4 separate regions of the Mus musculus genome follow, and all the other regions are linked to region 1. A link is a contact called in ENCODE POLR2A ChIA-PET data. All regions are on one chromosome and are shown on one strand. The core of a region is the stretch at or near the end of the contact, and the rest is flanking DNA. Distances in the headings are between cores, read along the strand shown. Region 1 holds the start of Cactin (cactin, spliceosome C complex subunit). Region 2 holds the start of Zbtb7a (zinc finger and BTB domain containing 7a). Region 3 overlaps Celf5 (CUGBP, Elav-like family member 5). Region 4 holds the start of Eef2 (eukaryotic translation elongation factor 2).

Evidence for each region. ChIA-PET counts read pairs that join two places held with the same protein, here RNA polymerase II (POLR2A).
Region 2: POLR2A ChIA-PET joins it to region 1 with 10 read pairs in embryonic stem cell. The contact joins the promoter of Zbtb7a here to the promoter of Cactin in region 1. POLR2A ChIA-PET finds 5 or more read pairs at or near these places in 2 of 5 experiments (Patski and embryonic stem cell).
Region 3: POLR2A ChIA-PET joins it to region 1 with 13 read pairs in embryonic stem cell. The contact joins the enhancer-like site here to the promoter of Cactin in region 1. POLR2A ChIA-PET finds 5 or more read pairs at or near these places in 3 of 5 experiments (Patski and embryonic stem cell).
Region 4: POLR2A ChIA-PET joins it to region 1 with 18 read pairs in embryonic stem cell. The contact joins the promoter of Eef2 here to the promoter of Cactin in region 1. POLR2A ChIA-PET finds 5 or more read pairs at or near these places in 3 of 5 experiments (Patski and embryonic stem cell).

Annotation. Positions count from the first base shown.
Region 1 is chr10:81,319,478-81,323,059 of GRCm38, reverse strand. Cactin (cactin, spliceosome C complex subunit) reads right to left here and starts at 1,957. Exons shown (of 9, transcript NM_027381.2): 1 at 1,614-1,957; 2 at 55-622. The coding sequence starts at 1,849. It overlaps Pip5k1c (phosphatidylinositol-4-phosphate 5-kinase, type 1 gamma), which reads right to left. Exons shown (of 18, transcript NM_008844.3): 18 at 3,086-3,582.
Region 2 is chr10:81,134,290-81,137,871 of GRCm38, reverse strand. Zbtb7a (zinc finger and BTB domain containing 7a) reads right to left here and starts at 1,601. Exons shown (of 3, transcript NM_010731.3): 1 at 1,173-1,601.
Region 3 is chr10:81,462,722-81,466,303 of GRCm38, reverse strand. Celf5 (CUGBP, Elav-like family member 5) reads left to right here. Exons shown (of 12, transcript NM_001374703.1): 9 at 275-337; 10 at 1,884-1,964; 11 at 3,492-3,582. Among named protein-coding and RNA genes, the nearest start is that of Celf5, 18 kb to the left of the region's middle. Within about 2 kb of position 1,628, at least 1 of the 3 ENCODE cell types and tissues checked has a DNase peak (open chromatin) inside an H3K27ac peak, as active enhancers do.
Region 4 is chr10:81,174,905-81,178,486 of GRCm38, reverse strand. It overlaps Eef2 (eukaryotic translation elongation factor 2), which reads right to left and starts at 1,856. Exons shown (of 14, transcript NM_007907.2): 1 at 1,758-1,856; 2 at 608-822; 3 at 253-434. The coding sequence starts at 1,760.

The DNA of each region.
Region 1 (3,582 bases), core at 708-3,207:
CAGAAGAGGATGTGAGCTCCCATGCAAGTGTGCGTGCGTGCGAGGCCGGCCTACCTTTTGCAGCTCCAGACGGTTGTCTTCCTGGATCCTCTTGTTGCGCTCCTTCAGCTCCTTCTCCTCCAGGTGGCTGATGCCCTTCTTCTCCAAGGCCTTGTTCCAGATGAAGGTGCCGAGCAGGTTGTTGTCTCCAAAGGGGTTGTCGGTGTTGGTGTAGCCCATGTACTCCTCACCCCAGCCCATCTTCTCCCGCTTCTTGCGTTCCTTAGCTTCCTTCTTGGCCAGTCGCCGCGCACGCTTCTCCTCAGGCGTCTCGAAGGCCTTGAGCAGCTCTTCTTGCTGCTTCCGCTCCTCACGAAGCCGCAGCCGTTCCTGCAGGCTCTGCTGCTGGCTCAGGGCCAGGGTAGCTGTCCCGGGACTCCGGGAGCGTCTTGGGGAGTCCAAGCTAGACGCTGATGACCCCGGGGACCACGAGCGCCTGTGACCCTTACGGGCCCAGGAGCCCTGAGCCCGCTCCTCACCCGAGTCAGAGCATGAGGACTGGTTCTGTGAGTGCCATCGGGGTGGTCGAAGGCTCTGGCTTCGCCTCCTAGACTTCTGCCGCTGCTCTCCTTCCGAATCTGACCTGTGGGAAGGACACATCAAGACCTGTTCAATGCTGGCTGCTGCTGGGCACCATCCTAGGTGCTGAGGTACTTGCCTAGAATTCTAGCCTCACCGGCCTGTAAATCACATTGCTCCCCACATGAGCTAGGCTGTCCTTCATAGTAGAGCTACACAAGTCCCAGGGCCATAACAGACAATACAGCAAGAGAAATGAAGGTTAAAAGTGAGGGAGTAGTTCTTTTTTATGTAGTTTTTATTTTCTTTTAATTTTTGATTTTTTTCGAGACAGGGCTGGCTTCTCTGTGTAGCCCTGGCTGTCCTGGAACTCAGAGACCCTCCTGTCTCTGCTTTCTGAGTGCTTGTTTTATTTTAAATATGACATCTACAATGCTATCAGGTGGGAACTCCCTCTACAGCCAGGCTGGTTCTTATCTGTCTCCTAAGTGTTGGGGTTACTGGTGTGTACAGTGCCGTCAAGTCCTGCTGAGATGACAGGTAGAAGGGATGAGAAATGACAGACGAGAGGCCCAATAGATGGACTCTCTGACAGCCCAGGAACCACGAAAGAGGAATACCACCAGGTAGTATTTTGAGGACATGAGTTCGAATCCCCAGTACCCACAGTAAAAGATAGATGTGGCTGTTCGGGCTTGTATCTCCAGTGCTGTATGAACGGTGTCCTGATTAGGCTTTGGTCAACTTGTTAGAAGTACTGCCAGTTGAGAAGAAGGGCTGTCAACTGAGCAGAATTAACTATGAGGAAATGCAAAAAACCTTAACTGTGAGGCAATGGCTTGTAATCCCGAGCATTCCAGAGGCTGACGCAGGAGGCCAGCCCGGGACAAGACAATGTCTATGAATGCAGAGGTGGCGAGTGGAGTCATTCGGTCCCCTATGCTCATGGCCCGCGGTCCCCGGAAGTCTCCTTTGCCCCGGCGCAGCCCGGCATCTCGGATACTGCCCCGCCTGTCCCTCGGCTCCCAGGCCCGAGCAGCCCCCAGGACGCTCACCTGCGCCCTCGGCTGCGCCGCTTGCGTTCGCGCCGCCGCTCGTGTTCCCGTCGCCTTCGGCTGCTCCGCCCATGGCTCCGGCTCCGGCTCCGGCTCCGACTCCGACTCCGACTCCGACTCCGACTCCGGCTGCGGCTCCGGCCCCGGCTTCGACTCCGCTGCTTCCGACCCCTGCGACCCACAGACCGTGAGCGCGAGCGAGAGTCCCGACCCATTTGGCGGCCCGCGCCGCGCATGCGCGCGCGTAAACAACCAGGAAGCTTGGCGCCGGGGGCTTTCCTTTGGCGCGGCGCTCTAAGGACTGTCCAAAGTGCGCCTGATCACAGGGAATGACTTACTCCCTCTAACCGGGACTCCAGGGACAACATAACCCGAGATTTCTCCGGAGTTCTCAAGCTGGGAACACATAGTAGATTCCTAACGGGACGCCGTTAGAACTAGCGGATTGACGCTCCATTCATGCAGTGAAGGAGACTGACCTAGGTGGGCCCTCCCTCGCGCCCTAGGTGACCGGCGAGTAGCGTGCTTAGGGAGGCGGAGCTACGAGGCGGTTGTTCCAGGGCGGAAGAGGCGCCTAGTGGGCGGAGCCTGCACTTGCATGGGCAGTGCCCTAGGGGCGGAGCCTAGTAGAGGAGCTTATGGGGAAAGAATAGGGCTGGGTTAGGCGGGGCTTACGGAGATCGACAACTGTAGATCGGGAGACCCGGCCGGGGACCTGCGCTGGGCGTGGCCTGAGAAGGAACGCAAGAATGGCGGTTACGGGAGCCGGGGTGGGCGGGGTCTGGTAAACTAGATTGACAGGCGTAGACCAATGGGCGGAGGAGTGCATATCAGGATTTGAGAGGGTGGAAGAGGGGCTGATTGAGGCAAGATTGACATCTGTAACTACGAACTGTGAATGGGTACGGGCAGGATATGTAGTCGAGAGTGGCCGACTGAGGAGTGGGAGGAAGTAGAGCGGCGGTGGGCGGGACCTTGGGGGCGAGATGGACACATTGGATCTGAGGGCGGGGCCAATGAACCCAGAAACTGCGCTTAGGGGTCTTGCTGGGCTTGGAAAAGGACGTCAAAGGGGCGTGGCTAGAGTGGGCGGAACTTAAACCTGCAGGGCCCGGTGTACTTCTAAAAATTGAAACCCGGAGACCCAAGCGCTCGCGGGAGTCCTCGGTTTCTAGGGTAGCCTTGTAGCAACCGGTTCCGAGCTAATAAAACAACAGGACATGAACAGACAGTCTCTGGCTGACTCCAGGACGAGTCTGAGTACTACTACGCCCGCCAGCTTGCGTACTGCGCTCAACTTGTGGCTAATCTATGGATAGGGAAGTTTAGGCTTGGAGAAAGGAAGTCATCTGCGAATTGGGATTCATCATGTGGGATCCAGGGAGGGTTTAGAGCGGGGGAGACAAAACACGTGGTGCCCACCCTTCGCCTGCTCTCCCATCGCACGCACGCATAAGTCACCGGAGAGGAGCTGTTTCTTATTAGAGATTTATTACAGATCTCAAAAAGAGGGGCTGTGACAGGTGGGGCGGGGACCTGGACTGCATACATTTGCCGGCTGCGCTGGAGGGACAGGCCCCTCTGGTTGGTGCCAAGAGGACACTGTGCTTGGATTGTCAAACACCAGACCACATAGGCTGAGGACGAGGGATCCCAAGTCCTGATGAGTAAGACACACGAGGTTTGTAGTTTACAGAATGGATTCAACAATAAAAACAGGATTGGGGGGAGGATGTGCGATGCGATTTTTAACCACCGGAGAGTGGAGCTAGGGGTGAGAGACAAGGGGCTGCAGACAGTACCGTGCCAAGGGACCCCACGGGGAGGGCATATTGCACTGAGGTTGATGTGGGGCTGGACAGGGGACTTGCTGGGATGGCTTGAGGAGAACAGAAGTGGGCCGGAGAGGGCACCTCTTCAGCCTTGGAGGAGCCCCCAGGCCTTACAGTACAGTTCACACACCGTCCAC
Region 2 (3,582 bases), core at 352-2,851, 180 kb after region 1:
GGCCCGGCCCGCGCCAGGCCGCGCATCCCCGGCCTCGCCTGAAGCCCCGAGGCCCCCCGACACCACACCCTCCCCTGGGGAGGGAACCTCCAGTCTTGCGGAGGAACCTTTCTCCTCCTCCCTGAGCGTCCGGAACTAAAGGGAAGGGGGAAAAATTAAAATATCGAACGGGAGGGGGGGGGCTAAGAACGGTTACACAACAGGAGGGGAGGGGCGGCAGCCGGAAGCCGGGACCGCCACCGGCCCCGGGCGAGGGAGCCGCGGAAGCTCCGCCTCTTCTGCATAAACCCCGCCCCTGCACGCAGGCCCCGCCCAAACGCAGGCTCCACCCCCATGCAGCGCCGCGCCGGACGATTTCTAGTATCCATTGGCCCTCAGGTCTGCCACTCACCGCCCCTCCTCCGCAACGCCCCTCCCTGACCCGCCGCTATCGCGAGGCACTCTGGGATTTGTAGTTTATTCTCCAAGGCCACCTTCCAAAACAACAAGCACTGAAGATAAGCGAAAGAACTACAGAGCCCAGGAGAACCGCGACGACGCGCCCGCCTCCCAGACACTCCACCCCTCACCCCTTCCCTCCGCCTCTCTCGGGCCTTTTTTTTTTTTTTTTTTTTTTTTTTTTTTTTTTTTTGCAAAGCCCCCCTCCCTGTTTTGTCAGCCCCCTCCCCCCCTCCGCCAAGGCGCTCCATCCTGGCCAACTCCAACGTCTGCGCGCAATCCCGGATAGGCCTTCCCCGCCCCCCGCTTGCCCACTACCACTCGGAAAGGGGAGCGGCGCGCCCCGGGCCCTATTGCAAACTTAGCACGCGACGCACCCCTCAGCCCCCACCTTCGCCTTCGGTGAGGCCCGGCTCCCCTCCCCCGCGGGCCGCGCGCCGGGAACCCTGAGGCCGTGCCGCCCGAGTAGGGAGGAGGGATCGGGAGCGGGCTTGTGCCCTTCGCCCCGGAGGGACCCGGGCGGAGCCCCCCCGCCTCCCGACTCCTCTTCGGCTCTGGCCGGGCAATCTTGGTCTCCAGAACCCCTGAGCTACGGAGGCGCCCCAGATCCCCCATCCAGTCCGTTCCGCTCCGTACGGGCTCTCGGGGTGCGCACTGCGCCCCCGGCCGCGTCCCCACCCTGCAAGGAAATTAAAAAGGAAAGAAAGGAAAAAAAAAAGAAAAACAAAACCCACCTCTCCGGGAGAGGAGTCCCCTTCAGCCCGGGCAGCTTACCTCGCGGGGACCCGAGCCCGGAGGACGCGCGATCGGGGCAGCCCGCGGCGCGGACCTCGCTCGGGCGGGCGGCGGCGTCACTGCCCCTACAGTAGCCGTACAGTACGCAAAGCCCCGTATGATGCTCGCGACTCCCTTCCTGGTTTGTCCGAGGGCAAGAGGGGTCCTCCCTCGTCTTAAAGGTGCCGCAGCGCCGGCACCCCCACGCCCAGCCCGCCCCCCCGGCCACCGCGGCCAGAACAGGCTCTGCAGGTCGGCTCTTGCCACGTCCCGCGGGGCTGCGCCGCGAGAGCAGATCGGGCTGCGATTAGGGATTTGGGGGTGCCGGGCGGGCGGGGGGCGCAGCCCCGACCCATCGGCCCCTCCCCTGGCAAGCCCGTGACCTCTCCGCCCCGTGCGCGGCGCCGTGCCAGCCTGCTGGCTTATCTACGGCCCGGAGCACCCCAGGGTGCTGGGGGCGGGCAAGAGGGGCCCCTCGGGTTCAGGGGGTGGGGGCCGCAGATAAACAGCCCCGGCCTGTGCGCGCAGGGCGGGGTTCAGGGGGCGCGGGCTGTGCCCCCGAAGCCCGGGGCGGGGCGGGACCGGGTTGGCAATGGGGGCGGGAGTGCGGTGCGCACCCGGAGGACTGGGTGCCGGGGCGTAAGGGGCCCTCTGGCCCAAGGAGCTGAGATGAAGGCGAGGAAGTGACGGTCCCTTGCCTCACACCTCTCTCCAAGGCCACCAGGGCGCTGCCATGGTACCGCATCTCCCTTCTCTGAGCCTCAGTTTCCCCAAATAATGCAAGGAATCGAAAGGAGAAGAAAAGGTCTGTTGCAAGGTCGGCGAGGTTGCATCGGCGCTCCTGTCATCCTTGGCCTCAGTTTACCCAAGTAGTGCAAAGAACCCAGGAAAGGAAGAAAAAAGATCAGAGTCTGCATTTGAGCTCCAGGTCCCCTAACCCCCACATAAACCTCAGTTTACTCAAACTGCGAGGAACCCAGAGTTTGCAAGTACAGCTAGGTTGCTTTAGAGTGTCGGGTCTCCGTCCACCCCCGCCCCCATCTGCGCCTTAAATTACCAAAGCCATACCAGGGACCCCCCAGGGGAAGACTTGCAGGGCCGCGAAATGTCAGCTGAGCTCGGGGGTCCCGCCCTCACCGGTGCAGCCAGCCAGCAAACCTGCCGCCCCGCGATTACATAAAACAGTCGCCTCCACCCGGCTGTGCCAGGGGCGTAGCGCGGGGAAGGGGTTGGCGAGGGGCGGGGAAGGACGGTTGTTTTCCAGGCCTTGTAATTTTCCCCGCAGCCGGCTGGCTGGCCCGGCTGGTGTGGGGCGTGGACCCGGACCCTCGCAGGGGCGCCGCACAGCTCCGCAGGACAGAGGTGGGAAGTAGGAAAGTGCGAATCCAACCCTGCGTTTTCTGTTTTCTTTCTTTCTTTCTTTCTTTTTTTTTCACCCCCTTGTCCTTTTCTCTCCCACTTCCTCTCTGGTCGTGGGAGAGGTCTGGAGAGGGAGGGGAAGGCAGAGGAGGGGACAGGCGACATCCCGGTTCACCAGGCCTGCTGGGTTCGGGTTCCAGCACGCCACAGCCACCAGACGACCTGACTGTGGATCTGGCTCTGGGGAGGGGGCGGAGCGGGGAGTTAGAACCAGCGCCTGGCCTCAGTTTCCCCTTCAGTTCCCCTTCGTATGGAGACTGGCCATCCTTGCTTTAGCTTTAAGTGTGTCTGTCACAATATGAGATGTCAGCCTCCAAATGCCCGGTCCTTAATTTAGTTATTTTTCATTCATTGTTATTTCTGTTGTTGATAATATTTACAAACTGCCCCAGGTCGAAGGGAGCCCGGTATGTTAGTTTTGTTTTTCTTTTGTTCTTTTACATCAAAGCATCGACCCCCTCCCCGCATTTACCAACACATTTTTATAAACCGAATTAAAAGTACGGTTCAATCGGGCGTGGCAGCACACCCAGCACTCAGGAGGCAGGTGGATCTCTGTGAGTTCGAGGCTAGCCAGACTACACAGCGATTTCTAGGGCCGTTAGAGCTACAGTGACACCCTGTCTCAAATAAAAATAAATAAATGTACCCATCAACACCCAAATACATCTGGCTTTTTGTATAATAACTTGCCTTCAAAGGGGAAACCCTGGAGGTCCCCACAGGGGAAGTGGAAGCCCTGGGCCAGGCAGTGACACTAGCCAAGAAGATGGGGAAGGACTCCGGACAGCCACGTGAGCCCGGCGGGGGCGGGAGGGGGAACCCGGAACTTCAGCCCCAGACCAGAGCCTAGGAGCACTTAAGCACCCGGGTCGCCGCACCCGCCCTGCCCTGCCTGGGCCACGGGAGGCGGGGTCACCTGTTCCATGCCAGAATTCTACGCCCAAGGCT
Region 3 (3,582 bases), core at 379-2,878, 140 kb before region 1:
GGCTGGATGAGGGAGTCTGGGCAGGGAGTGGGGTATGGCAGATGACCCTCAGGTGGGGGGTTTTCCTGGGTGCTGAGGGGGACAAGGTAGGAGGCTGAGGGGTGATGGTCACACGGCTTCACTTGACTTCTGTTGTTTGCTATGGGTGTGTGTGTCGCTGGCAAGTTAACCTACATCAGAGATGCAGTTTCCTTGGCTTGCCTGTGGGGGTTAACACAGAAGGGAAGCTGGGTGTTTGTGGATGTCAGCGCTCAGTTCCTCCTCTGCCCTGCAGCTCAGAGCCCCACTGTGGCAGAGACCCTCCATCCTGCCTTCTCCGGAGTCCAGCAGTACACAGGTAGAGGCAGCCCTGTCCTGACCACTCACCTCAGGTCTCATCCATCTGCACACGTCCCATCCTCCACAAGACCCCTAAGGAATGTACAGTCCCTTAAGTCTGGGGCTCCCCACGTCTCATCCCCAGGTCCCTCCAAAGCCAGGGCTGCCTCTGGCTGTGTACCTTATGTAGCTCTGCCCCACCTAACTTTGTGAATCTAACCCCACCTCTTGAGGCACGCACCCACTCAGTGCCTTGCCCATGAGCCCTTATACCCACCCTAAAGGCAGAGCCCTGCTCAACTAAGTTGATTCATTAGACCTGGTTCCAACCTTGCCCTTCAGACCCCTGTGGAGCTCCACTCTTACACCCTTCCTGCTGTGGCCACGCCCCTATCCCAGCCCTCAATTCATAGCCCTTCCCTCCACTATGCCCCAGCTCCACTCAGAACCCCATGCTCCACTTTGGCCCCACCTCTTGGCCAAAAGTGGTTCTACCCTCCAATGGCCCTGCTCCCTGTGGGGTGAGGCAGGGCTGAGGAATGGAGGGTGGGACTAGGGCTCAAGGGTGTGTCCAGGGCCAGAGAGGTAGGGCAGTGGCTGAATGGTGGGGCGGGGTTAGGGTTGAGAGGTGGGTCGGGGACTGGGCGGGGCAAGGGACACGGTTGGAACTGGTCAAGACCAGGGTCTGGGGACAAGGTACAGCCAGAGTGGTGGTGGGAATAGAAAAGGGTAGGGACAGCTGAGGAGCAGGATTAGGGCATAAGGGGTAGAGTTAGGACCTGAGGAGTAGGCTCGTGGCACAAGGAGCAGGGCCAGGGCCACAGCTTATGGGGAACCAGAATGAAGGGCAAAGGCATGGAGGAAGGCAGAGACGTGGAGCAACAGTCCCGGTCTACCCCTTAGCCACGGACCTGCCCCTCAAGCTATGGCCCCACCCACTCTACCGTCATCTGACCAAGTCACCTGCCCTGATGCACCTGTCTTAGCCTTGCCCCTCAATACATCCTCAACTCTGGCCCTCTTTGCCTGTCTCAGTCCCCGTCCTGGCTGTGCCCCGCTTCCAGCTCTGGCCCTACCCAGTCCCTCCTGCGTTTCTGCCTTCATCCCCTCAGCCCTGGCCTTACCTCTCTGGCCCTGGTCCCACCCCACTTTCAGCTCCATCACTGCCCCTCGACCCACCCAAACCTGGCCCTAGGCCCGGGTTCTGCCCCTTGTCGCCATCCTTCAGCCCTTATCCCACTCCTCGGTCCCGCCCTTGGTACTGGTCCTGCCACTCAGCGCAAGTCCCAGCCGGGCCCCACCCCCTAGGCACCGCCCCTCAGCCACAGCCCCGCCCCATCCTGTCGCAGCCCAGCCGAGGCCTCGCCCCATGGCTCTGTCCTCGCCCTCTGCCCTGGTCGGTCCAACCACTCGGTGATGCCACAGCCTAGCCGCACCCCTTGGCCCGGGTCTGGTCCTCAGCACCGGCACCGGCACCGCCCCTCAGTCCTAGCCCCGCCTCCCCTCGGTCTGGCCTCGCCCTCTGCTCTGGTCCTGTGGCTCAGTATGGCCTCTGCTCTCCGCAGCCATGTATCCCACCGCGGCCATCGCGCCCGTGGCACACAGCGTTCCGCAGCCTCCGCACCTCCTGCAGCAGCAGCGCGAAGGTGAGGCGACCCCTGCCAGCCCCACCCTCAACTGCACTGCTGACCTCGCCCCTCCATGGAACGGCGGCCCTTGAGGTTCCCACCCCCCAATGGACAAGCGAGGAAACCCCCTTTTTGGTGCGCGTTTGTGCGAGAAGGCTTCTTGGGTAAACTGAGGCCTTCCCAGTGAAGCCAAGCCTGTGGAGGGCATGCGGGAGAAAGCAGGAGTCCGGAGTCCGAGGAGGTATCTTGGGTAAACTGAGGCCTTCCCAGTAAAGTGAGGCTGTGGAGGGCATGCGGGAGGAAGCAGGAGTCCGGAATCCTGCGACCCAAGGCCACTCACATCCTCTTCTGACTGGGCACGGTGATCAGAGAGTACTTAACGACCTGCCTCAGTTTTCCCATCTGGAGCTCAGGTGTTCTGGCCCCACCTGTGTAGACAGAGACATTGAGAAGTTCCTGGTGTGTGGGCCTTCCGGGAAGTCCTACTTTTACCTACCTATGGACCAGGAAGGCCTGGGGAGAGGTGGAAGGGGGAGCCTCAGGCCACCCTTGTGGCAAAGCTGCCCTCACCTGTGATGGGGGCTCACACTCCAGGGTGCAGGGGATGGGTTCACAGCCGAGCCCTTGGACTTTGAGGTTAGCTGGTGCCCCTGGATTGTCCCACACGAGGCTGCACTGTGTCTCTTGGACACTTTGTGCCCGAGGCCACCAGCAGGATGTGCTTGTCTCTTGACAGCCAAGATCTGAAAGCTAACCACAGATGACATCAGTGACACTTGGCCATGCAGGCCCCTTCTAGGTCCCCCTTCAAATTCAGGACAGGAAGATGGGTAAAGGTGCCTGCCACCAAGCAAGATAAATCCCATGTCCTCTGCCCTCCACACGCGCCCCTAAAATTAACTATATAGACAGAGAAACAGACAACATCTGTACCTTGCAGCGACAGGCCTGGCTCCCTCATGGCAATGAATTCTTACCTTTCCTCTCTTTCTGGGCATTTATTTATTTATTTATGAGGTCTCACTATGTAGCTTACACTGGGCTTATAAACACAGCAACCCTCCTGCCTGGCCTTCCCAAATGCTGAGATGATAGGTGTGCGCCTCCAACGGCCTCCAGGCTTCTTTTAAGTGTCAGGTGTTTCTTAGACCAGCGCAAGGGCCATGAGCCACTGCTGAGCCACACCCAGGGCTCCCACCAATTCACCCCATTCACCTGACTCCAGTACATAGCCTGCAGGAGGAGGCTGGCAGCAGAGCATGTGCGGCTTTGGGAGTCATCAGGGAGGCTCTGGCTTGTGGGGTTCCAGCCGGGACAAAGAGGCTATCTGGGTTTGGTCTGTGGTGAGCTGGTGGCTGATGGCTGGGTGGACAAGGCACTTGGGACTGATCAAGGCTTGCAGGGCCCAACCCTGCTCCCGACCGTTCCCTGTCTGGAGAAACGTCTCACTCTATCCACAACCAGAGACAAGGACTGGACCCCAACCCAGGGGGGGTCCGCCTCCTCTCCTTGGGGGCTTTATGTCTTTCTCTCCCCCACCTACAGGTCCCGAAGGCTGTAACCTGTTTATCTACCACCTCCCCCAGGAGTTTGGAGACACGGAGCTGACCCAGATGTTCCTCCCCTTCGGCAATAT
Region 4 (3,582 bases), core at 607-3,106, 140 kb after region 1:
GCCCCTCCCACCTCCAGAGACCCATGCACCTCTGCCTCAGAGCACTGAAATTATAGGAAACTGGCCCCACACTTAGGTGGACTTCACAATCTCCCTGCCCTGACATGGGGACTGGCACATACAATTTCAAATTAGAGCAGAATTCATCCTTGCCTTAAAATGAATATGATTTCAATTTACACCCCCAAAAATGTGGTACTGGGCCATGAAAACACCAGCAACTGTCTGTTACAGCTCCCACCCAAGGCTTACCAGACACACAGTCCACCACCACCAGAGCTCCATCGGTGACACGCAAGGCAGCTGTCACCTCTGAAGAGAAGTCCACATGGCCTGGAGAGTCGATGAGGTTGATGAGGAAGCCCGAGCCATCCTTGCTCTGCTTAATGAAGTTCAGGTCGTTCTCAGAGAGCTCGTAGAAGAGGGAGATGGCGCTACGGAGAGGAAGAGGTCAACAGTCCATTCAGCATCTGACCAAGGCAGGCTAGGCAGCACACACAAGCATGTCACAGAGAGGACCCTAAACACGCCACTATTTGTCCACTGGCAGCAAACACACCCGAGTGACACCCAGAGCACAACCCCTCGGGGCTGTCCCCTCACTCACGTGGATTTGATTGTGATGCAGCGCTCCTGCTCATCCTTGCGAGTGTCAGTGAAGCGCGTCTCCCCAGCTCGGGCAGAGGCAATGATGCCAGCCTTGCACACAAGGGAGTCGGTCAGCGTGGACTTGCCGTGGTCCACATGGGCGATGACTGACATGTTCCGGATGTTGGCTTTCTTGTCCATGATGGCACGGATCTGATCTACTGTGAAGTTCACCTGTGGTGGGGGGATGGGCAGCCAGGCTGATTCTGGGAACCCAACTTGGCAGGCATCGGTGGGTCAATAGCACCCCACAGCAGGGGCAGGAACCAGATGTCGGCCCAAGATTGGAGCTGAGCTCACAGTGTGACTCAAACGTACAACCCAGGACCTCTGAAATAAGCATCAAAAGTTCACAGATGTGTCCACAGCTCTAAACAAACGCCGAAACCGACAACTGCGACACTTAAGAGCAAGCCTGTGCTAGAAGACCCTATCTTGAGGCTCAAGTCACATAACCTCAGCACAAGAATTCAAAGCCAAGGTGCACGGCCACCTCGGCACTGCAAAGATGCCGGATTGATTGGGACCAAAGCACGAAAAAACCTCCTCTGCTACACACACCTCTTCCCCAAACCACTGGGTGCTGTGCGCCAAGGTCAAAGCCCGGATCAAAGGCCACAATGCGCCACTAGGCCCAGTGAGCCACTTTCTTAGATTATGGGGACCGGTGCTCACGTGTGAACTCAGATAGAAAACAGAGACGGGGGCTACCGGAAAGGGCCCGGAAGGCGTTCAGCCCACTGGAGGTGTCCAAGGAAGCCAGCCCTACAGGCTGTCACCTCCCGAGGACACCCTCCGCCCGTCACCAGGGGCGCGGGGACGGCGCTTTGCCCGCTGCCACATCACCAAGCACAACCCCTCCCGCAGTCACCCCGGCGGCCGCGGGGAGTTGAAGGACTTCAAGAAAACACCCCGACCTCGGCAGTTGACACTCCCAAGGCCCTCAGGGACGCGCAGATATGGCGCCGCGGCCCGACCACGTCCTGCCGCCCGGGCCAGGGCAGCCATGTCTCTTCCTCCCGTCCCTCTCAGCGTCCCGCTACAGCCACGTCCCGCTGCCCCAGAGATTCGTCTCGGTCCCCGAGTCTAGCGGAGCCGAGGAGACTCACCATGGTGGCGGATGGCGACGGATTCTCAGAGTCAGAGGTGAACAGGGAAGCGCGCCGACGATGGCGGCGGCTGCGGCGGAAGAGACCGCTGACGTCAACGCCCGGCCTTTTATAGGTCGACGCCGGTTGGGTGCGTCACGTGACGGCGCCGGGTGCTCGTCCGGCCGGGTTGGCTAGGAGCCAGCTGTGGACGGGTCTGCGCATGCACAGAGCGCGGTCTTTGGGACTTAACACTTGAACTGCCGTGGGAGTGGCTGCGGCGCGGCCGGGGCGTGGCTAGCTCAGTCTCTGGACCCTGGGCCAAGATCCACGGATGGGTTTTTAAACATAGATTCCTCAGAACACAGTTGCTTACAACATGATTCTTGAAAACCTTGTAGGTCAATAGGAAAAAGACTTTGAAATTCGGACCGGTCAGTGGGTTGTGCCAAAGTTCAATTTCCTGGGTTTGAGACTGTTATGTAATTTGACACCTCTGGGAAAAGCTGGAGAAAGGGACCCTTGAGGCCACAGATTTATTTCTGCAAAACCTTGCTTGTATTTTTATTACACTTTTTCGTTTGTTTGTTTTGGAAACAAGGTCTTTGGATGCAGCCCAGGACCGCACCAAATCATGAAGATCTGCCTTAATCTACTGCGTCAGTGCTCGGACTAAAAGACTGTGCCAACACACCACGCTCTCATGAAACTTTTTTTGTCCGGAGACAGGATCTCGATAGAACAGGCTGGCCCTCAACTGGGTTGGCTGTAGAGGTTGTCCTTGAATTCCTGATCCTCCTGCGGGCAAAAATGCAACAATTATGATAAAACCAAAACAAAAGGCAGACAGTAGTGGTGCACGCCTTTAATCCCAGCATTTAGAAGGCAAAGACAGGAGATCTTTGTTCAAGGCTAACCTGGTCTACAGAGTGAGTTCCATGACAGACAAGGCTAAATCAAGAAACCCTATCTTAAAAACAAACAAAAAGGCGGGGCGTTGGTGGTGCATGCCTTTAATCCCAGCAGAGACAGAGGCAGGCCAATTTCTGAGTTCGAGGCCAGGCTGGTCTACAGAGTGAGTTCCAGGACAGCCAGGGCTACACAGAGAAACCCTGTCTCAAAAAAAAAAAAAAAAAAAAAAAAAAAAAAAAAAAAAACGAAACAAAACAAAAAAACAACAAAAAAGATAGATAGATCAGCACGTGGAGCTAGGCGGGTGGCAGCCAGCTGTCATTCCAGGACTTGGCAGATGGAGGCAGGGTCTGATCTCTGCAGGGAGATCAGGAATTCAAGGCCATCCTTCCTTAACTTACACAGTGAATTCTAATGACATCCTGGGCTACAGGAGACCTTGTTTCAAAAACAAAACATTGCCAAACCTGTCCTTTCTTGGATTTTGTCACTTGTCTCCTAAATTTTTGCACATTTAGACAAGGTTTCATTCAGTAGCCCATAACTCGTAGCCTTGGCTCCAGCCACTATCTGAACAAAGCAAAGAGAAAGTGTGTTTTTCAAGAGAGCCCTCGATGCTGACAGTGCCGCGTGTGTCCAGCAGGAGGCATCGCAGGACCGTGAGCATGGCTGTCCCCGCCTGACCCTGGGTGCGCAGCCTTCTGCACACAATAGATGCTCATTGTTTCTGCGTTCAACTCGTGCAGACGACCCCACCCCACCCCCCGCCCCAGAAACCTTGTTACGAGCTTCCTCCGTTAAAGCGAGGGACACATTTTACCCTTCCAGGCTGGGAGGGACAGGAGGGGAGGTGTCCCAGCCTAAAATAAGTATAAATTAAGCAATGCGGTTTGCGAATCTTGGCTCTAAAGTTAACCGGCATCTGCCTCTACCG